4 separate regions of the Mus musculus genome follow, and all the other regions are linked to region 3. Evidence: chromatin loops called from intact Hi-C (ENCODE). Cell type or tissue: left cerebral cortex. All regions are shown on one strand.

Region 1 (5,000 bases), 120 kb before region 3:
CAACTCAAAGCAGAGTCTTAAGAGGAGGGAGAGCTGGCAGAAGAGGGAGCCAGCCAGGGCGCACATCTCCCCGTTTAACCACCTGCCTCTGGGAGCTTGGCCGCAGGCCCTGGAATCATAAATAAAGGCAGCTAATGTGGCTGAGGGATGTAAACAGGTGCCTAGAGATTAGCAGAAGCTCCGATAAGAGGCTGGGATGCTGGGCTTCCTTCCCCTCCCCCTGCCCAGCCCACTGACAAGCCCAAGAGCAGCTAATTAGAGCTTTTATTTAATGCCTCCCTTTTAATTCCCCACCTCTCCCACGGCCCATCCATCCATAGGGCTGAGTTTTCACTCCTGGGATGTGGCCACCCGTACCATCTCGGGCCAGGAGTGGGCCAGGGGAGGAGGGTAAGCTTAGCTGTTGGCTTCACACACAGCCCCTTAGCTACCCATCCTGCTGCTGAGAGATGCCAATCTCACAGGTTTGATTTATCTTGTGACATTTGTGCTCCTCAGCAGTTTCCAGGTGAATAATTCAGATTCCTTAATTTTGTTAAAAAAGGCTGTTATAAAATTACCATTTTATTTAAATCTGAGTTAATAAATTTCTTGGCGGAGGCTTCCCCAGCTCCCCACAGCCCAGTAACAAGATGGATAGGGCAGAGAAGGAGCCAACGCAGTCATTTTGGTTTGGAATTACAGGCTAATAGATTCGTTCATTTCCTGAAGCTGCTGGTGCCCGTCTTTTCCCCACCCCCACCCCCAGGCTGGGAGAGCCGGATGACCCAAGAGTGGACCATCCCCAGGGAGAACAAAATCTAAGTCAGGGGGTGTCACCAACTTGACAGGTCCTTCCCTATGGGCTGATGTGGGCAGAGTACATGCCAGTCAGGCTGATATAACTGGACGATGGGTCATTTGTAATAGGCAGAATTTCTACCTTCTCATTAGCCTTGAAAGAATTGCCAGAAAGCAGCTAACAATTAGCTCCCAGAAGCCCCAGGGTCCTCCTGTCCCATACAAACAGCTCTGTCCCTCATCTCACTGCCCAGAACCCACCAGGTAGCTTCTCTGGTTCTGGAACCCACTCCAACACGATCTCCCCACCAAGGAGAGGCGGGATGGGTGGGACAGGTTTGGACTTGCTGCCCCAGGGCCTGCAGACACAGGCCTGATGCCCTCTGATCTACCCTTGCCCCAACCAGCTGGAGGAGCAACTGAGTCGACTTCAGCGTGAGAAAAACGAGATTCAAAACCGGCTGGAAGAGGATCAGGAGGACATGAATGAGCTGATGAAGAAGCACAAGGCAGCTGTGGCCCAGGTACCCTGACAGGAATGACAACAGAGTGAACATCCTCGGGGCCTGAACCACCTCACAAATCCCTGGCTAGATTCCTCCTCCTCCTCCTCCTCCTCTTCCTCTCCTATTCTTCCTCTTCCTCCTCCTCTTCCTCTTCCTCCTCCTCGTCCTCCTCCTCCTCTTCCTCCTCTCCTCTTCCTCCTCCTCCTCCTCTTCCTCTCCTCTTCTTCCTCTTCCTCTTCCTCCTCTCCTCTTCTTCCTCCTCCTCCTCTCCTCTTCCTCCTCTCTTCTTCCTCTTCTTCCTCCTCCTCCTCTTCCTCCTCCTCCTCTTCTTCCTCCTTCTCCTCTTCCTCCTCCTTTTCCTCTTCCTCCTCCTCTTCCTCCTCCTCCTCTCCTCTTCCTCCTCTCTTCTTCTTCCTCTTCCTCCTCCTCCTCCTCCTCCTCTTCTTCCTCCTCTTCTTCCTCCTCCTCCTCTCTTCTTCCTCTTCTTCCTCCTCCCCCTCTTCCTCCTCTTCTTCCTTTTCCTTTTTTTGATATCTGTAACCCTGGCTGGCCTAGAGCTCCCCATGTAGACCTTGTAGACTATGTAGTTCAGGCAGGTCTTGAACTCAGATCCACCTGCTTCTGCCTCTGCCCCCACCCCTGGCTCTAGATACGTCTTTGGAGAGACTTAGTCTAGGTGCCCTGGCCCATGCTGGGGAGAGGTTGAATGTTTGACTCGAGGGGACCTTTCTCACTCTTGCTCTCCTTTTCCAGGCCTCCCGGGACATGGCACAGATGAACGATCTCCAGGCTCAGATTGAAGAGTCCAACAAGGAGAAGCAAGAGCTACAGGAGAAGGTAGGTACCCTGGGTTTCCCCGGAAGGGAGAGCTCAGGAATCACTGGGCAGAAGCCTTGCTCTCCCGGTATGGAGGGTGTTTCTCTCTACCACCAGTAAGCCACAGAGCAGTGTGAGCTGGCAGGAAGAGCTAGGCTTGCAGCCATATCTCCATGGTACATGTGTTGGCTTCAGCTGCCTTGCTTCACATTTCTGTCCCCTCTCTGCTCCCTAACATCCTTCTTCCTTTCAGAAGGGCAGTAACAGTGCCAAATGCAGGGGCAGGCGGGGCATGGCTCCGCTGGGCGGGGCTCCCCTCACCCTCCACCGTGTATCTCTCCCTGCCTTGGGTCTTCTAGTCACCATGGTGATGTTGCCTGTCCCAGACTTGGCGCTGCCCCTCCCCGTTCCGGACTTACTCTGGACTCAGTCCTTTCTCCTCTCACTCCTTCCACCCCTAGCTACAAGCTCTGCAGAGCCAGGTGGAGTTCCTGGAGCAGTCCATGGTGGACAAGTCCCTCGTCAGCAGGCAGGAAGCGAAGATCAGGGAGCTGGAGACACGCCTGGAGTTCGAAAAGACCCAAGTGAAGCGCCTGGAGGTGGGTTCGGCTTCATGTGCAAGCCAAGCAGAGCTGCCCTAGTGGCTGGACCCACGCATGCTCCGAAGGGCTGAGCAAGCCAGGGACACTCCTGAGTCCTCTGCCAAGCTGCCGGGCCAGCTGACAGGGTGGGAGCTCCCTTCCCGCCTGCCTGGTCTGCTCTCTGGGCCCCGCAGAGCCTGCCTATTTTATATTCTGTATCCGTGCCTGCTTTCTGCCAAGGGACCCGAGCGGCTTAGCTTTTCGTCTTCATATTTCCCTCTGCCACGAGCTCCCCCTCCTGTCCCCCTCACTCACTCTCTGGTAGGGTCATAAATATGCAGCGGATGGCACCACTGCTCTGAGGGCTGAAGTCTGCTCTGCATCTCATGGCTCGCTCATCTCCCCCCTTCCTTTTTACACCCCCCCCTTTCCCTCACTTCTTGCCTCCCTTTCCAGCTCTGCTTTTCTTCTTTCTTTTCCTCCATCACTGTCCTAGGTCTCTCTTATTCTCTTCCAATGACTTCATTTCCCTCCTCACCCCCCACCCCGTATTCTCCTTAACACCCCACTTTTGGTTGGCCTCTTTCCATGCTTGATTCCTCTGCCCCCCACAGTGGCTACTTCATACTCTACCCCAGCCCCTTCCTCTTCTGCTCTCCTATAACCAGCATGCTCCAGCCCTCCCTGTGTGAAAGAGAGCGGCATCAGGACTGTGTCCCCGAGGGTTCACCTGTAGCCTTGTCTTGAAGCTCTTCTTCTGAGCTTACGGACATCTGTCCAAGCACCATCAGGCCTGCCTGAGAGCGTGTTCAGTGCGGTGGATGGAGAGCTTCTCTGTTGCCCCTCCCCCAGCACCCTCTCTGTCAGCAGAGCAGGCAGTAGGAGGGGGTGGAAACAGGTGGGCAGCCAAGGGCATCACCCACCTGGACATGGGAAGCCAGAGAGAACTAGAGGGAGCGTTATGCCTTCTTTACTACCCCCAGGACCCCAGGACAGGTGGTGACATTTCAGGCCCCACAGCACATACAGAATAGGGTTTGTGCAGCTGCTGGGGACCAGAAGAAGCCATTGGTGGTGGATGAAGGCTCTGCCTCCTGCATCTGTCACCTCACTTATCTCTCAGAGTTCCTTCTACTCAAAAGGGCAATATTGTGGTTTGGACTCCTGAGAGATAAATACAGATGCCCCCCGAGTGACCCTGTAGCCCAGGCTGTCACTTTGCAGAGCCAGGCTGGGGTAGATAGTCATTGGAATGACACTGACTTGGTTCTCCCTCACACTCTAACCTCTGCTCCAAATCATTTCCTGCCTAGCATCCTACCGCTGCCAAGGAGAACACATTCGTGTTTCTGAAGTAGACAGATTCACGAGGCTGAGAGAGAGAGAGAGCTCTGCCTGGGTCTTTTAATCAAACACTCTCAGCAGAACCAGTTACCTCTGAACACTGGCTGTAGCTCTGGGAGCTTCTGGGTTCAATGTCTCTGAAAAAGCCCAGATGACCATGAGAACATTCACATGACAGGCCAGCCTCTGTGTAGAGCTGCCAGAGTCTCTGCAGTAACAGTCACCCCCGCCTTTCCTCTTCCAGATTACCTCTTCCAAAGACCCCTGCAGAGATGCAGGTGTCATCTCCCCCCTGGAAGGACAGCAAAGCTCAGAGGGAGTCAGATCAGTTGGCTAACCCTACATGGAAGGAGACCTGAGTTTGCTCAGCACTTATGTAAAAAGCCAGATGCAGTGGTACTTCCTTATAATCCCAGAAATGAGGAGTAAAGACAGGAGGATTACCAGGGCTAGGTGGGCAGACAGACAGACAGCCTAATTGGTGAGCTCTAGGTCTTAATGAGAGACCATATCTCAAAGGACAAGATGGATACTACCTAAGGAATAATACAGGTTGACTTTTAAAAAAAGATTTTATATATGTGTGTGTGTGTGTGTGTATGTATATATATATATATATATATATATATATATATATATATATATAGCTGTCTTCAGACACACCAAAAGAGGGTATCAGATCTCATTACAGATGGTTGTGAGCCACCATGTGGTTGCTGGGATTTGAACTCAGGACCTCTGGGAGAGCAGTCAGTGCTCTTAACCGCTGAGCCATCTCCCAGCCCTAGACTGGCTTCTGTTCTACATTCATGTAGAACCTACACACACACACAGGAAGACAGAACAGACAGGGGTGGAGGTGGGTTAAACGTAAGTAAACCTCTAGCATCCCTTAGCCATAGCTGAGTTGGGGCTTGGCCAGACTTCCTGGTCCAGACCCTGCCCACAGTGCCTCTCTCTGGCTGACATCCTA
Region 2 (5,000 bases), 140 kb before region 3:
GTTCTGAGGATGATTGGGTGAAATGGAGAGAGGGCTTATTCGGCATTGCCTAATCAACTGGTTCACATAACAGCCGAGCATGACTGCGGTTTAGTATGAAAAGAGAATGGGGGGGATCTTAGCTGTCAAAGAATCCTGAGAGTGGGAGGTGATGAACAGTTTGTCCTTTGAGATAGTTTGGGGTGGGGGGCTGCATGGAGATGAGGCATTGCATTTGCTGACCCTAGAGGCCCTGCCCAGTCCGCTCCTGTGGCTGCACAGCCCACTCCTGTATACTCTGTGGTCCCTTGTGCATTACCGTTGTGCCTTCTTTCCTAGGATAACATAGAACTGGCGTTTGATGACTTGGAGCCAGTTGCAGATGACTCCGTGGCTGCTGTGGACCAGGCTTCCCACCTGGTAGGAATGTTAGGGAAGCATAGGCTAGCCTAGACTCTTTCCACTCGCTGGTCTCTGGTAGAGCCCTCCCTCTGGCAGAGCTGCTGCGGGGGCTGCTGCTGTGGCCTGAGGAAGGATCACACCCATATAGCATTCACGGCATCACTGCAGGTACCCCGTCTGCCTGTGAGGGTGGCACGCTCTCCTGCCTGGCAGAATGGGGAACCATAACCCAGAGTCCCAGCCAGACAAAAAAATGCCCCTCTTCTCTTGCTACCTGAGGCTCAGACCCTGTCCTAAGCCTTTCTGAGCCTTCAGTGTACTTGCCACAAACCCTAATGTCTGCTGCTGTGGGTTGAGGGTGTGGGGTGAGACTCCAAATTGAGAGGCTATAATCCTTCCCTCCATCGTCACAAGAGGAAGGCAGATGCAGTCTCCCAGGGCCTTCGAGGAGGCAGCAGCACCCTCAAACAGGGAAACAGTGTAGGGGCAAAGATAAGTATGTGAGTCCTCACTCCACAGCCGTGGGGAACAAGCTGTCATCCTTTATCTTGGATATCTTGTTGCCTGGGGCAGTGGCTGGCCTAACGAGGACTTGGCGTTTGGTGATTGTCACCAATTCCAGAATCTGCAGCCTATACATTTTTTTTTGGAGAGTGCTATTTTTGCTGGGCAGCAGAGCTCTTGGTCTCCCTGTTTGCCTGCGGTGGTCCCTGCTGGGCTAGCACAGGCGTGGGGACAAATGCTTAGAGTGCCAGGAAACTCTCCAGGGAAGACAGAGTTTCTATTCCTAACACCTGGGCTCCTGTGGTGGCCTCCCTGGAGAGCCTTTGACATCTTCAGATGTGAGGAAGTTGTCCTGGCGTCTCCTGAGCAGCAGGGGGCAGACGTGTGTCAGGCTGTAAATCAGGCAGCCTCCCAAGGTCTCTGCTGGTTCTGGGGAGGGATCTCCAGTGCCACATATCACATCACTCCGTCCTGCTATTCTTCTCCAGCTACTAGAATACCATCCCCACCCACTGGCCCTTGGCCTTCTGGGACTCATACCCTACTCCCTTCTATGGGGAAAAAGATACAGGCAGTAGATCAAAGAGATCAATTGTCTTATTTTTCTTGTCTGCCAGGCCCTAAAAGCCAAGCAAGAATGCGGTGTGGGCAGTTCTTCCTGCCTAAGGAAGACAAGGGAGATAATCCAGAGACAGAGGCACAGGAAGGGCACCTTAGGCCAGATGTGGCCGCAGGCTTGGTTTCCTTGGTCTCCATGGGGTAGTAGAACGAATTCCAGCCTCTCTTGAAAAAACCAGAGGCTTAGAGGCCAGGCGAGTAGCTCATTTGGCAAAGCTCTTGCTGTGAAAATTGGAATTCACCCAGGAGACAGAGACAGGAGATCCCCAGAGAAGCTGGCTAGCTAGACTAGCCAAACTGATAAGTTAAGGCAAGGAACCCTGTCTCAGTATGTAAGATGGAGACACCTTGAGGAAGGAAGATACCTGGCATTAGCTTCTGCTCTACACACATGTGCACACATGTGCACACCTGAGTGGGGGGATGGGGAGAGAGAGAATGAGAGAGAGGAAGAATGAGAGAGAATGAGAATATTTGCCAACACTCACTACATGCAGGCTCTTCCAGGACAGTAGTCGGCTTGAATGGCCGTCATTCCCTTCAGGTAGGGACACATCCTGCTTTTACCCACTCTGCCTCTGTTGACCACTGCCTCTAAAGAGTCACCTGCCTCGGGGGTTTAGTCCTTGTGTTTGTGGCCAGCAGAGATCTGGGCACTCTCTGGGTTCTCCCCACGGGGACCAATGTTAACATGACAGCCATCATTTATGAAGAGCCTTCTTTGAAGCTGGGTGTGGTGGCACATGCCTTTAATCCCAACACTCTGGAGGCAGAGTCACATCGATCTCTGTGGGTTTGAAGCCACCCTGGTCCACAAAGTTAGACCCTATTTCAAAATAAATAAGCAGAGAAAAGCCTCCTTTGAGCCTTGGCTGTGCACAGACTTACAGACTTCATCACACTGAATCCTCCAGGGAGTGAGGGCAGTATGGGGGCTGACCTTGCTCCCGTGCCTTCTGAGGGGATAAGGATTGAGGAGAAGTTCTAAGTATGAATGCACATCAGAAGGAGCTTCAGTCTTGGGTCCCTTTGGACCCCGAGTCCCATCAGTCTTTTATGGTGGATTCTTAGCATTCTATCTCAGCTCTTGTTCCATGTATGCCCATCTCATCCACAAGGTGGCAGCAGTGAGCAACCAGCACCACACCGTTCAGATTCAAGCACCTGTTAATAGCGTGTGGTTGGGAGGGGACGGCTCCTTTTGCACAGCTCCACACAGCTAAGCCGGATCTTTTCCCTTGAACATAGGTTCGCTCACTGGCCCATGCCGATGAGGCAAGAGGGCTACTGTGGCTCCTGGAAGAGGAGGCACTGGTGCCTGGTGCGACAGAGGATGCCCTCCTTGATCGTCTTTTCTCCTATTATGGCCCCCAGGAGGGTGACAAAAAAGGTAGGTAGTGCCTGGAGGACAGCCCTTCTGCTTTGGAAAAGCCGGGTGGACTCTCTACCTGTACATCGGCGTCTGGGTCCTGACAGTCAGAACTTTGCTTCATGTGCCCTCAGGCCAGAGTCCTCTTCTGCGAAGTAGCAAACCTCGGCACTTTCTCCTGGGCCACAGCCACGGTACCAACTGGGTGGAGTACAACGTGGCTGGCTGGCTGAATTACACCAAGCAGAACCCAGCCACCCAGAATGCACCCCGGCTTCTGCAGGACTCCCAGAAGTAAGGCCACCTCATGTCCCGACCCTACAACTGTTCTCTGGGCTCCCTTCCTCTGGTGATATGTCACAGTCCCATCGATAGCAAGGCAGATAAGCCTCTGGCCCCTGAGACAACAGTCAAGGTCACAAGGGCTTGAGGACACAGGAATAGAGATGGGAGGCATGGTTAGAAGTGCCGATAGTTTTCAGTGTGGATGGTTCCCTCACTCTTCAGAGAAAACACACACGGTCAGCAAACTCAGTAGCACACACCCATAGCCTAAACGCTCAGAAATGAGTAGCAGGGGTGTCAGAAGTTCACGGTCATCCTTGGCTGCATTTTTAGAAGATTTTATTTTTTTATATTATGTGTATATGAGGGGAGAGGAGCAGTACATGTGTGCAGTGCCCATAAGAGGCCAGAAGAGGGCGTCAGATGCCCTGGCATGAGAGTTACGATGGTAAGTGAGCCACTTGCCATGGGTCCTCTGCAAGAGCAGTCAGCACTTTGAGCTGGTAAGCTATCTTTGCAGACCTCTCAACAAAATTCAGAAACAAAAAAATTATTTTAAAACCCAGAAATCCATGGGTGGTGGTGGAACCTTCCTTTAACCCCAGCACTCAGGAAGCAGAGGCAGATGGATCTCTGTGAATCTGAGGTCAGCCTGGTCTACAAAGTAACTTCCAGGATTACCAAGGCTGTACAGAGAAAACCTGTTTTGAAAAACAAAACAAAACAAAACAAAAACAAATAAACAAAACAACAAACAAATAGGAGCAGTTAAAACCCAGAAATCACATAAGCCCTGTTATTTACTCATTTACATCATAGATTCTCCCTCTGCAGGCAGGACTTGTAGGTACCAGGTAGTTATCAGTGAAGAGAACACACATCCCTGCCCTACACGAGAGAGGTACTGACCAAGAGATGCAGTACACAGACTAATTATGGCGTGCTGAACTGTACATTAGAAACATCTCCCCTCACCGGCGAGGAAGGAGCGGATTCTCCCACTGCCCTCTCCCTTGTACGGCCTCTGCCTGTCTTGAGTTGTCTCTCCTTCTGGTTTCCCTGTAGAATATGAGACATACTGCCCCAGTAAAGATGGCTCAAGCCTCTGACCACAGCCGTATTGGTTTTGTGTGTGTGTGTGTGTGTGTGTGTGTGTGTGTGTGTGTGTGTAGGGGGTGGAGTGCAGCCTCTGTTGCCCCACGTTGCAACTCCTTTTCTGGCCTTGCCTCCTGCAGAAAGATCATCAGTAACCTGTTTCTGGGCCGGGCGGGCAGTGCCACGGTGCTCTCAGGCTCGATTGCAGGCCTGGAAGGTGGCTCCCAGCTGGCCTTGCGCCGGGCAACCAGCATGAGGAAAACCTTCACCACCGGCATGGCCGCTGTCAAGAAGAAGTCGCTGTGCATACAGATTAAGCTGCAAGTAGTAAGTGTTCAGCAGGTCCCAGGTCCCTTCCTCTGGCAGTGTGGGCACTCAGCACACTAACGGCATGGGAGCCCACTCAGATCCACTGGCCTCGATCACTGCTAGTAGGGTGGCTGTGTCTGGCCAGCCAGGCCTGAGGAGGGCAGGGGTGTCTGGGCTTAACAATGTCCTAGCAGGTGGCAGACCAGCTGCTCTCATATGAGGAGTGGAGGTACCAGACATCGGAGCACTGAAGGCGTCCCTTTCCCTTTGGCAGGATGCCCTCATTGATACCATCAAGAGGTCCAAGATGCATTTCGTGCACTGCTTCCTTCCTGTGGCCGAGGGCTGGCCTGGGGAGCCCCGGTCTGCCTCTTCCCGCAGAGTCAGCAGCAGCAGTGAGCTGGACCTGCCCCCGGGAGACCCCTGTGAGGCTGGGCTG
Region 3 (5,000 bases):
ATGCATGCGGAGCGAGGCGAAGCTGGAGCTTCCTCATAGGGTTCCTTCTTGCCCACCCCTTCCCTGGGCTGGAAGTCTGTTCCGTCCTTTGCACAGGTTAACTTTAATTCAGACCCCCCCACCCCCCCTCGCGCACGTGCTAACAGGGGGATAATTGGTAAGAACAATCAAGACATTGTCTTGCGCTGGCATAGACCACTTCTGCAGCTCTGTAGGGGGGAAGAATTGATGGGGGGGGGGGGGCAGGCATCCTGGAGCTAGGAATGCTCTGACCCTGTCTCTTCATCTTGTCAAGGCTTTGCCATCCAAACTGGGGGGAGCAGCCTCTGTCAGCAGGGACCTTAATGCTGGGCAGAGGTTGTCCAGGCCCTCAGCAGTGGTAGGTCCCCACCCTGGCAGGGATGACCATCTGGGCGGCCCCTCCAGCCTCCCTAATGGCTCATCAATCCTCCTCAGCAGCAGGCATAATTTCATGCCACAGTAACCTTTTCTCTTGCTGCAAATTCCTTTGCACAAAACTCCAGTTCCCTCTTTGTGCTTCCAGACAAAAGTGGGAGAACACAACAGGGCCGGAGGCCTAGCAGGGGGAGCAGAGTCCTAGGAGAGCCTAGGGGAGCTGGCCCACTCCTGCTCTTTGTCCCAGCGGCCCTCCCTCCTCTGCCCAGTTTTTGTCAATGATCAGCTCTTTCCTTAATGAGTGTAATTCCCCTAATTATAGACTGTAATTAGCCCTGATCCCAGAGATGGGAACAGGAGGAGCGTGTGCTCACGGGCATTTCTCGTGGGCTGGAGAAAGAGGGTGCCAGGAGAGTGAGGGAGGGCCTGGGAACACACGCCTGCACCTGTGCAGGCAGGCGCTGTCCAAGCTGATGAAGGAGAGGGCACAGTCGTGAGCTTCCACACAGGCCTGTGGCTGGATAGATTCCTCTGGCCGGGTCCCAGTCCCCTAGTCCGGGTGGAGAGTCAGAGTGCCGGGGAGGCCCCTCCCTCCTGCATCCAAGCATTCCTGGCACTGGAGTTGGCTCCGAAACAGCCGCCAGCAAGAAAATAACTCAACAGATTGTGGTGGTGCAGACTCCCTGGGAACGGTTGGTTGTCATGGCAATAGGAAGCTCATCTTGGGAAGTGGCACTTACCCACGATGGAGTCTGGGGGTGCCTCTCGATGCTACCAGCCCCCTGCTTTCACATGATTCCAGCCCACTCCCTCCCCAGGTTGTGCTGGGACTCACGGGGAAGATGAGAGCGCAGGTGCTGGGTCTGACACCTGGCCTATGGCTCCCAGGGAGTCAGCTCCTCCTCATCCCCAGGCTGGGTGCAGTCCTCCCTATCCTCCCCGAGGGAGAATCAGTGACTTGCTGGACCAGCTCCAAGGCCAGCCTGGACTGTCACTCTCAGGTGTCTCTGACTCCACCGGCCAGGATCCCATATTAACTGGGGCCAGGTAGGAAGCAAAGGACCTCGAGAGGCAGGCAGGTACTCCAATCCCTACCCTACCACACTTCTACAGTATGACAAGGGTCAGAAGCCCTCTGACCCTCAGTCTCTCCCAACCTCAGCTTTCTTTATCTTTAAAATGGGTCAATAGCCCCTACCCTACCTTCTTTCTTCCGCGTGTATGATGGGTACTAGGCGAGAAGGGGCTCTTTAGAAACTAGACAGCACAGCAAATGTAAGAAGCTGTTCCTACTCGCAACGGCAAACATTAACAACCAGCTTTGGGGGAAACGGGGCAGAGGTAGGTGTGTGCGTTGTGCAGGCACTGCACATATGGCCTCCCGCTTAACCTCCCCAGCGCTGCAGGCAGTGCTCTAAATCACCGGTTAAACAAAGAAACCATCGAGGCATGGAGCAAAGAAGTAACCTGCCCAAGGTGGCAGTGTAGGAAGTAACGGGCAGAGTCTGCATTTAAACCCAGGGAGTCTGACCCCAGAATCCATCTCCTAAGCACTGCCCTCTCCACTGGCCAGTCACAACTAGCCTTTTATTGGTCAAGCCCTCAAAACTCTCTTCTTGTTTTCACATAGCAACTAAGTATATGACAGGTGGGGAAGGCCTCAAAACTGAGTCACAGTCAACTCAAGCTTTGGTAGCTCATCTGCCCAAAGGCAGCCCCTTTGTCTGTTCATATAAAGGCACAGAGCAGGGGAACACCAGGGCCAAAAAGGGGGAGTGGGTGCGCAGGGGAGTGGGGGTGGGTGGATATGGAGGACTTTTGGTATAGCATTGGAAATGTAAATGAGCTAAATTCCTAATAAAAAATGGAAAAAAAAAAAAGAGTTGTAAGACAAGAAAAAAAAAAAAAATAAAGGCACAGAGGCACAGTCAAGCCTTCCTTTTTACTTTTCTCCTTGTCTGCTCCAGGCATTCTACCTCTTAGACCCAAGCCAGACTCCCTCTTTATAAGCTATTCCTGGGCTTTAGCCTAAGGGTTGGGGTTTACCAGACAATTTTATGGGATTTGCTGCCCCTGTGTGGTCATAAATGGTACGACAACTCCCAAAGCAACCAGAGTGGCCAATCCCACCTCCAATTTCCAAGAAAGTGAGTGTGACTTTCTCACATCCGTCCCACTGTCCCAAAGTCGTTTGCAGGGCTGGAGAGATGGCTCAGTGGTTAAGAGCAGTGACTGCTCTTGCAGAGGTCCCGAGTTCAATTCCCAGCAACCACATGGTGGCTCACAACCATCTGTAATGGGACCCAATACCCTCTTCTCGTGTGTTCTACTCATATACATAAAATAAATAATCCTTTAAAAAAAAAGTCGCTTGCTGACCTGCTGATCATGTTTCTTAGTACTTAGTACTTCTTAGAAGCTACCCTAATAAAGCCTCACCAGCGTGACTGCCTAAACGTGAGCTGAACAAAACAACTGTAGATATGCCAAAGTACCCGGCAAAGACCACTAAGAGGGACCTACTAAGGGATGCTGAGATCCGGAGAAACAGTCTTCCCCATGGAAGACACACAGCAGTCGGTTATCCAATAGCAAATGGTCAGCCCTGCAAACACACATACCCGTCACATTATACAGACTGGGCAGGTCACGCTTAAGAACATATATGTATATACCTATACATATATTATTACATGTTAAGGTTAATGAAAAAAGAGGCCATACATTTGAAAATGAGTAAGGAAAGGGTATGTGGGAGGGCTCGGGTGGAGGAAAAGAGAGAAATGATGCCATTACATTATCATTTCAAAGATAGGAAAAAATAAAAACAAAGAGGCCTTTACTGTTGCCATCCGTCAAGGTTTGTCAGGTTTCATGGGGAGGACTGAGGACATCTTTGCTGCCTGATTTCAGTCTCTTCTTCTGAAACTCACGTCTGCTTCTTACAGGAAAAGTGACGTCTACAAGTCCTCCATAATGTTTTTCTTTTAGTGCCAAGGCTCAAACATGAGGGAACAAGCTACCACTGAGCTGTTATGTGTACACCCAAACTTCTAGATTTGTCATCATTTGGGTGCCAGAGGTCTAGCAGCTCCTGTATGGTTTCAGTTTAGCTATTTGGTTGTTTTTGAGACCTGGTCAAACTACATGGCTCAGGCTGACCTTGAACTCGGGACCCTCTGGTCTCAATCCCAGAGATTTCAGGTTCACAAGCATTTCCAGCCTCACTTAAGAAGTAAGGGGACAGCTTGTGTAGTGCGCTCTTAATCCCAGCACATGGGAGGAAGAGGCAGGTGGATCTGAGTCCTGAGCAGCCTGATCTGCAGGTCTGAGTTCCAGGACAGCCAGAGCTAGAGTCAGTAGCAGCACTCAGGAGTTGGACGGGGGAGGCAGGTAAGAAAACACCTAGAGAAAGCTTAAGTGTTACTGGGCTTGGGTAGGAACCTCTGTCTTCGAGCTTCCAGGTCTCTTGTTCCGATAACCAACCCCCACTTCTACAAGGGAACAAATGAGATGCCTCCGTGGGACTTCCAATGCATCTTCTGAGCCCAAAGGCACCTGGAGCAGGCTGTGCAGGCACCCCCTCCTCTCCCCCTCCCCCTCCTCTCCCCCTCCCCCTCCTTCCTCATTGTCACCCATTCTCTCTTCACAGCCTATCTCCTGAGCTGCCACTTTCCCCGACGTCCAGCGTATGGAGATGTGACTGTCACCAGTCTCCACCCAGGAGGCAGCGCCCACTTCCATTGTGCCACTGGCTACCAGCTCAAGGGTGCCAGGTTCCTCACCTGTCTCAATGCCACCCAGCCCTTTTGGGATTCCCAAGAGCCTGTTTGCATTGGTGAGTGGGTCCCCACAAGGAAGGCTCAATGTCAAACAGAGGAGCAAAGTGTGTGTGTGTGTGAGGGGGTCATTCTCTGATCTCCATTGCTGTCTGGAAGTTCAATTATTTCCTGTAAGAAAGACAGAAGATGGTCGCGCATCTTGGTATTGAGCCAACCTACATTTATTACCTGGGCATTATATGTGAGCATCACAGGTCGAGTTCAGAGTTGGTTTTCAACGTTGCATGGGTAACATGAATGCATGAATGTGGCAAGAAAGCAGAGCCCATCAGGGATGATTCTCGCCTTGGCAGACCGCTGGCCACAGGGCCCTCAGACACCTTCTGCAGTAGCTCTCTATGTACTACTACACCACCATTCCTTGACTGACTGCTAAAGAATGCTCAACACTGACCCCTCTGGCCTGGTCCCACCTTTTCTTCCCCGAGAAAGGCTGAGCTGCTTGTCTGGGCCCAGCAGTGAGGGTTTCTGGGCCACGTGACCACAGAGTTCATAGAAGGTAAGAGAAGGTAAGAAGAGGCAGGAGTCACACTTGGCTTATGCCCTGAGAACCCCACAGTTTCAGGAAAGGGGGGAAGAAGAAGCGTAGAGATGCTGGAGAGATGGTTCCGTGGCTAAGAGTACATGCTGTTCTTGAAGAGGACCTGAAATCTATTCCCAACACACACTCCAGCAGCGCTCAATTGCTGAACTCCAGTTCGAGGGTCCAATGCCCCCTTCTGGCCTCCTTGGGGGAGCCAGCAGTGGTTGTCTGAAGGCTGA
Region 4 (5,000 bases), 230 kb before region 3:
ATGATAAGACAGTTCTGGGCATTGCCCTACCTAGAGGAGTTTTTTGTTTGTTTGGCTTGGTGGTAGTTGTTTGAGATAAGGTCTCCTACTTTAGCTAGTTGACCTTGAACTCATGATTCTCCTGCCTCTGTATCCTACCTCTTGGGATTACAGGTGTGTACCACCATGACCACCTCCCACCAAGAAATTTTTTTTTTTTATATATATATATATTTTTTTTTTAAGATTTATTTATTTATTATATGTAAGTACACTGTAGCTGTCTTCAGACACTCCAGAAGAGGGAGTCAGATCTTGTTACAGATGGTTGTGAGCCACCATGTGGTTGCTGGGATTTGAACTCCTGACCTTCGGAAGAGCAGTCAGGTGCTCTTACCCACTGAGCCATCTCACCAGCCCCCACCAAGAAATTTTAACTACCCTATTTTAAAAATATATAAGCACAAAATTGCACAAATTATGAACGAATAATCAGACAAGATTTTATGGAATACACTGAGATCAACTCAGGGAGCTTACCCAGCATCCTGCTGAGACCTCTGCAGGAGCCTCCAGTCTCACCACAGAAAGCCAGCTCCTATTCCATTCTGGCGCTGTAGGTTCCTTTTAGCTATTTGTATTTTGCCTGCGTGTCACAAGCATATTGACTCTTCAGTGCTGGACTCATTTTTCTCACAGCTGTATGTACAAGCTCTGCCGTGTTGTTGTATGAAGCCGGGCTTTGTATCCTCTCATTGCTGGATGGTACCGTGGCCTACAAAAGCCTTATTCCAGAGCTGCCACCTGTTCTCAGCCTTCCTAATGCTGTGACCCTTTAAAATAGTTCCTCCTATTATTGTGATCCACAGTCACAGAATATTCTGTTGCTACTTCATAACTGTAATTTTGCTACTGTTGTAAATGTCTGACAGGCAGCATCTCTGAGATGCAACCCCCATAAAAGGGCCCTTTGACCCCCAAAGGGACCAACCCACGGGTTGAGAAGTGCTAACTTGGGCACTTCCTTACTTTGTAGCTGTCATTCACAGAATTGGTAGAAACCCTCTGTGTTTCAGGTTCACATAGGGGGTATGTACAGCTTTTTGTGAGATACACAGGAATGGAATAGCTGGGTAAGCTGCACACTCACTTTTTATAGACTGTGAACAGAGTTTTAACCCATACTGACACATTTGCACTCACACATGACTTTGAGGTCCATACGTCACAGAGGACTCAGAACTACTACATGTCTTGTTCCTCAACTGCATTGAAATTGTTGTTGTTTTTTTTCTAAAGATTTATTTATTTAATGTACGTGAGTATACTGTTGGTCTCTTCAGACACACCAGAAGAGGGCATCAGCTCCCATTACAGATGGTTGTGAACCACCATGTGGTTGGTGGGAATTGAACTCAGGGCCTCTAAGAAGAGCAGTCAGTGCTCCTAACCTCCAGCCCTGGTCTTTTTTTTTTTTTTCTTTTAAGGTTTATTTGTTTATTTTACATATATGAGTGTTCTGTTTTCCTGCACACCAGAAGAAGGCATCAGATCCCATTACAGAGTTGTGAGTCACCATGTTGTTGCTGGGATTTGAACTCAGGATCTCTAGAAGAATAGCCAGTGCTCTTAACCACTGAGCCGCCTCTCCAGCTTTCCTTCCTTCCTTCCTTCCTTCCTTCCTTCCTTCCTTCCTTCCTCCCTCCCTCCCTCCTTTCTTCCTTCCTTTCTTTCTTTCCTTCTTTCTTTCTTTCTCTTTCTTTCTTTCTTGAGACAGGGTTTTTTGTGTAGCCTTGGCTACCCTAGAACTCACTCTGCAGACCAGGCTGATCTGGAACTCATTCCGTAGACCAGGAACTCACAGAGATCTGCTTACCTCTGCCTCTGGAGTGCTGAGATTACAGGCATGCACCACCACTGCTTGGCACTTTTTCTTTTTAAGGTAAATGATTTAAGACTGATGTGAGGCCAGGCAAAATGGCACACATCTGTAATCCCGAGGCAGGAGGATCTTAAGCTCCATGTTAGCCTGAGGTATATATGAGAATCTTTCTCTTGTGGGGAGAGGTGTTACATGCTTGTAATCCCAGCCTGGAGGTGGAGATCAACCTAGGCTACTTGAGAACTTGTCTCATCTTTGCATTTCTGTAAAGTCCTAGAATCTAGAGCCCCATGTTGTAAGATACAGATAACTGGACCAGAGAACAGTTTGCCCACATGCAGCTTGGAATGAATCTATCTATAGATTAAAAAAAAACAAAAACAAAAACAAAACAGGTGGACAGCCACCCTGGAGGATCTGTCGTATGAAGCCTTGTTTCTGTAAGGTATATTGTGTGTGACATTGGCTTACTGCTGGCAGGGGATCACTGGCTGAATGTAATTCTAGAATATTGGTAATTTGTCCTGTTGACCAGGGATCCTACTGGCTATCCTCCTGATCTTTCGTCTCTGACCACCAGGGGGCGTACGTCAGGCTTCAGAGCATCAGCATTCCCAGCCAGAGTGGAAAGCAAGCTCCTTGGGGAAGAGGGATCAGAGGCATAGGAAAGACTTTTGCTAGAAGAAAAGATGAGAGTTTTCAAAGCGTGGTCCATGGAAAGTGCAGTTAAAAATCGACCCTGCTTGTTCTCTCAGGCTTAGTTAGACTCTGTGGGGATGGAACTTGGGAATTTTGTGTTAAACAATGCCAACAGCCCTGCAGCTAGGACTGTCTGTATTCACACTACTTGGGCTCAACAGTGTTTTTGACCATGTTAACTATCAATCTCTATCAATTTAGTTAATTTACAATCCATTATTATCTTCTAGGCTGATACAAACACACATCTAGCTCTTAGAATTGCTGTGAGCAGTGAAGCAATCAATTTGCATAAAGAGTCCCTGGAAGCATCTCTCTCTCTCTCTCTCTCTCTCTCTCTCTCTCTCTCTCCCTCTCTCTCTCTCTCTCTCTCTCTCTCTCTCTCTCTCTCTCTCTCTCTCTCTCTCTCTCTTCCACACTTTAAAAGTGCAGGGTGAGGTAGGGGTAAACTGGGTGGGGTGGAAAATGTCTTTAATCCCAGCACTTGAGAGGCAAAGACAAGAGGATCTCTATGAGTTCAAGACCAACCTAATCTGTTGTGTTTCAGGACAGCCAGGTTACATAGAGACAAACTGTTTCAACAAACAAACAAATGAACAAACAAAACAAAACTCCAAATAAATAATGTTTCTTCTAGTAGGGGAAGTAGAAAAATAAAGAATGTAAAAAAAGGGCTGGAGAGATGGCTCAGCGGTTAAGAGCACTGGCTGTTCTTCCAGGGGTCCTGAGTTCAATTCCCAGCAACCACATGGTGGCTCACAACCATCTGTAATGGGGGTCCGATGCCCTTTTCTGGTGTGTCTGAAGATAGAGACTGTGTACTCACATGCATAAAGTAAACAAATAAATCTTTTAAAAAAGGAATGGAAAAAAAAAGAAAGAATGAAAGTATAATGCTAATTTTCATTCCTTTTCTTTGTATTTCTCTGAGGGAGGAAATAGGGTCTCATTATGTAGCCCAGGATGGTATTGAACACGTAGCAGTTTCCCTACCTCTGCCTCCCAAGTGCCTGACCCTAACCGGTTTTTAAGAAGATAGCAGGAAGGGCTGGCAATCTGTCTTAGCAGTTAAGAGCAGAGAACGGAGGTTTGGTTCCCAGCAACCACCTGCAACTCCAGCTCCAGAGGGACCCAGCGCTTCTGATTTCCATAGGCATCTGCACTGTGCTCATACCTGCCCAAAGAAATGTAGATAACTTAAAACAAAATACCTTTTCAACAGAGATGACTGGAATGGCAGGAGGTGACCTTGAGGCCTGAATAGGGCCTTTGGAGCAGTGGGTAACCGAGGAACCTGGTCCGGGAATGGAGAAAAGAGAAACGGAGTGATTTAGGAGCTTAGAAGGGGCCCAGTAGTCCCTGCTCACACTGTTAATCATAGCACTCCGGAGGCAGAGGCAGGTATATCTCTGTAAGTTCAAGGCCAGCCTAGTCTACAGAGCAAGCTTCAAAAAACAAAACAAAACAAACAAATAAGCAACACCCCTCCCCAAAAAAGCCCAAACCAATCAAACAAACAAACAAACAAACAAAACATTTAGCATGTGGCTCACCTGTCAGGGTCCTCCAGCAATTAGCTTGCTTCTGCTGATAGACTTTTTCTTCTCTTTTCTTTTTTGAGGTGGGGAGAAGGTAGGGGAATGGGATTAGTGTCTTGTACCCTGCATTTAATTTAAAATAATTTAACCTTAGCCAAAATCATAATTATAGGGCTAGAGAGACAGCTCAGAGATGAGCACACTGGCTGCTCTTCCAGACAACTCGGACTGGGTTCTCAGCACCACATTCTGGCTCACACCGTCTATAACTCCAATCCAGGAAAACTGATGGCTTTCTGGCTACTCAGGCATGGAAGTGGTATGCAAACATGCATGCTCAAAAAACAGGCAGTGGCGATGCACTTTAACCCCAGGACTTGAGGTCGGGGGGGGGGGGGGGGGGGGGGGGGGGGGAGGCAGAGGCAGGTAGATCTCTGAGTTTGAGACCTGCCTGATCTCCAGTGTTGAGGTTTGGTATGTTGCCATGTATCATAATGCTAAATACTGGTCCCCAAGACCTGGTTGCCTCAGGGACAAGGAAATCCTCATGTACCAAGTGATGCTATGTAACCCTGCTCCTTAATTTAAAACTATTAGTTGAATAAAGATGCCTATAGCTGGGCAGAAGAGAGGTAGTGGATCTCTGGTTTCTAGGGATTAGGGTCTGAGGCAGAGGCTGGAGGAAGAGGAGAGAGAGAAGAGAGGAAGACACCATGGAGTAAGGGATCAGAAGAACTGGCCGTGGGCCAGTCATTGTAAGAACAGCCCAGGCAGAACATGGCAAGTCACATCTGGGCTTTATTGACAGGGAAGTAGACAAAATAGCTTAGAGGGCTGGTATCTGCTCAGCTCTAGTGCTGTTAAGGCTTACTATAAATGTAAAGGTGTTGTGTCTTTCATCT

The links. Hi-C counts contacts between places; a loop is a spot of excess contacts. Peaks named below come from ENCODE experiments on the same cell type or tissue, not always from the same donor. Only the 100,000 strongest peaks of a DNase experiment are listed, where the experiment ranks them.
Region 1: a loop joins it to region 3, with 2.9 times the contacts of the local background. A loop is called at or near these places in 4 of 42 quality-filtered maps.
Region 2: it touches region 3 in a loop (6-fold over the local background); 41 of 42 quality-filtered maps call a loop at or near these places.
Region 4: it touches region 3 in a loop (2.3-fold over the local background); 21 of 42 quality-filtered maps call a loop at or near these places.

What each region holds. Positions count from the first base shown.
Region 1 is chr11:77,848,183-77,853,182 of GRCm38, forward strand. It overlaps Myo18a (myosin XVIIIA), which reads left to right. Exons shown (of 41, transcript NM_001291213.1): 35 at 1,188-1,304; 36 at 2,040-2,123; 37 at 2,564-2,701. Among named protein-coding and RNA genes, the nearest start is that of Gm36875, 9.9 kb to the left of the region's middle. In left cerebral cortex, a CTCF peak has its summit at 2,732; DNase peaks (open chromatin) are centred at 2,329, 2,497 and 2,815; H3K27ac peaks cover 3,111 bases.
Region 2 is chr11:77,824,785-77,829,784 of GRCm38, forward strand. Myo18a (myosin XVIIIA) reads left to right here. Exons shown (of 41, transcript NM_001291213.1): 15 at 319-399; 16 at 2,752-2,893; 17 at 3,007-3,166; 18 at 4,393-4,579; 19 at 4,836-5,000. Among named protein-coding and RNA genes, the nearest start is that of Gm36875, 13 kb to the right of the region's middle. In left cerebral cortex, CTCF peaks have their summits at 1,245 (motif pointing right), 2,620 (motif pointing right) and 3,569 (motif pointing right); DNase peaks (open chromatin) are centred at 1,262 and 2,622; H3K27ac peaks cover 1,101 bases.
Region 3 is chr11:77,964,854-77,969,853 of GRCm38, forward strand. Sez6 (seizure related gene 6) reads left to right here. Exons shown (of 17, transcript NM_021286.4): 5 at 4,049-4,234. Among named protein-coding and RNA genes, the nearest start is that of Phf12, 15 kb to the right of the region's middle. In left cerebral cortex, a CTCF peak has its summit at 2,481; DNase peaks (open chromatin) are centred at 1,080, 1,739, 1,822 and 2,470; H3K27ac peaks cover 2,074 bases.
Region 4 is chr11:77,735,031-77,740,030 of GRCm38, forward strand. No RefSeq gene overlaps it. Among named protein-coding and RNA genes, the nearest start is that of Cryba1, 12 kb to the left of the region's middle. In left cerebral cortex, a CTCF peak has its summit at 2,430 (motif pointing right); a DNase peak (open chromatin) is centred at 2,442.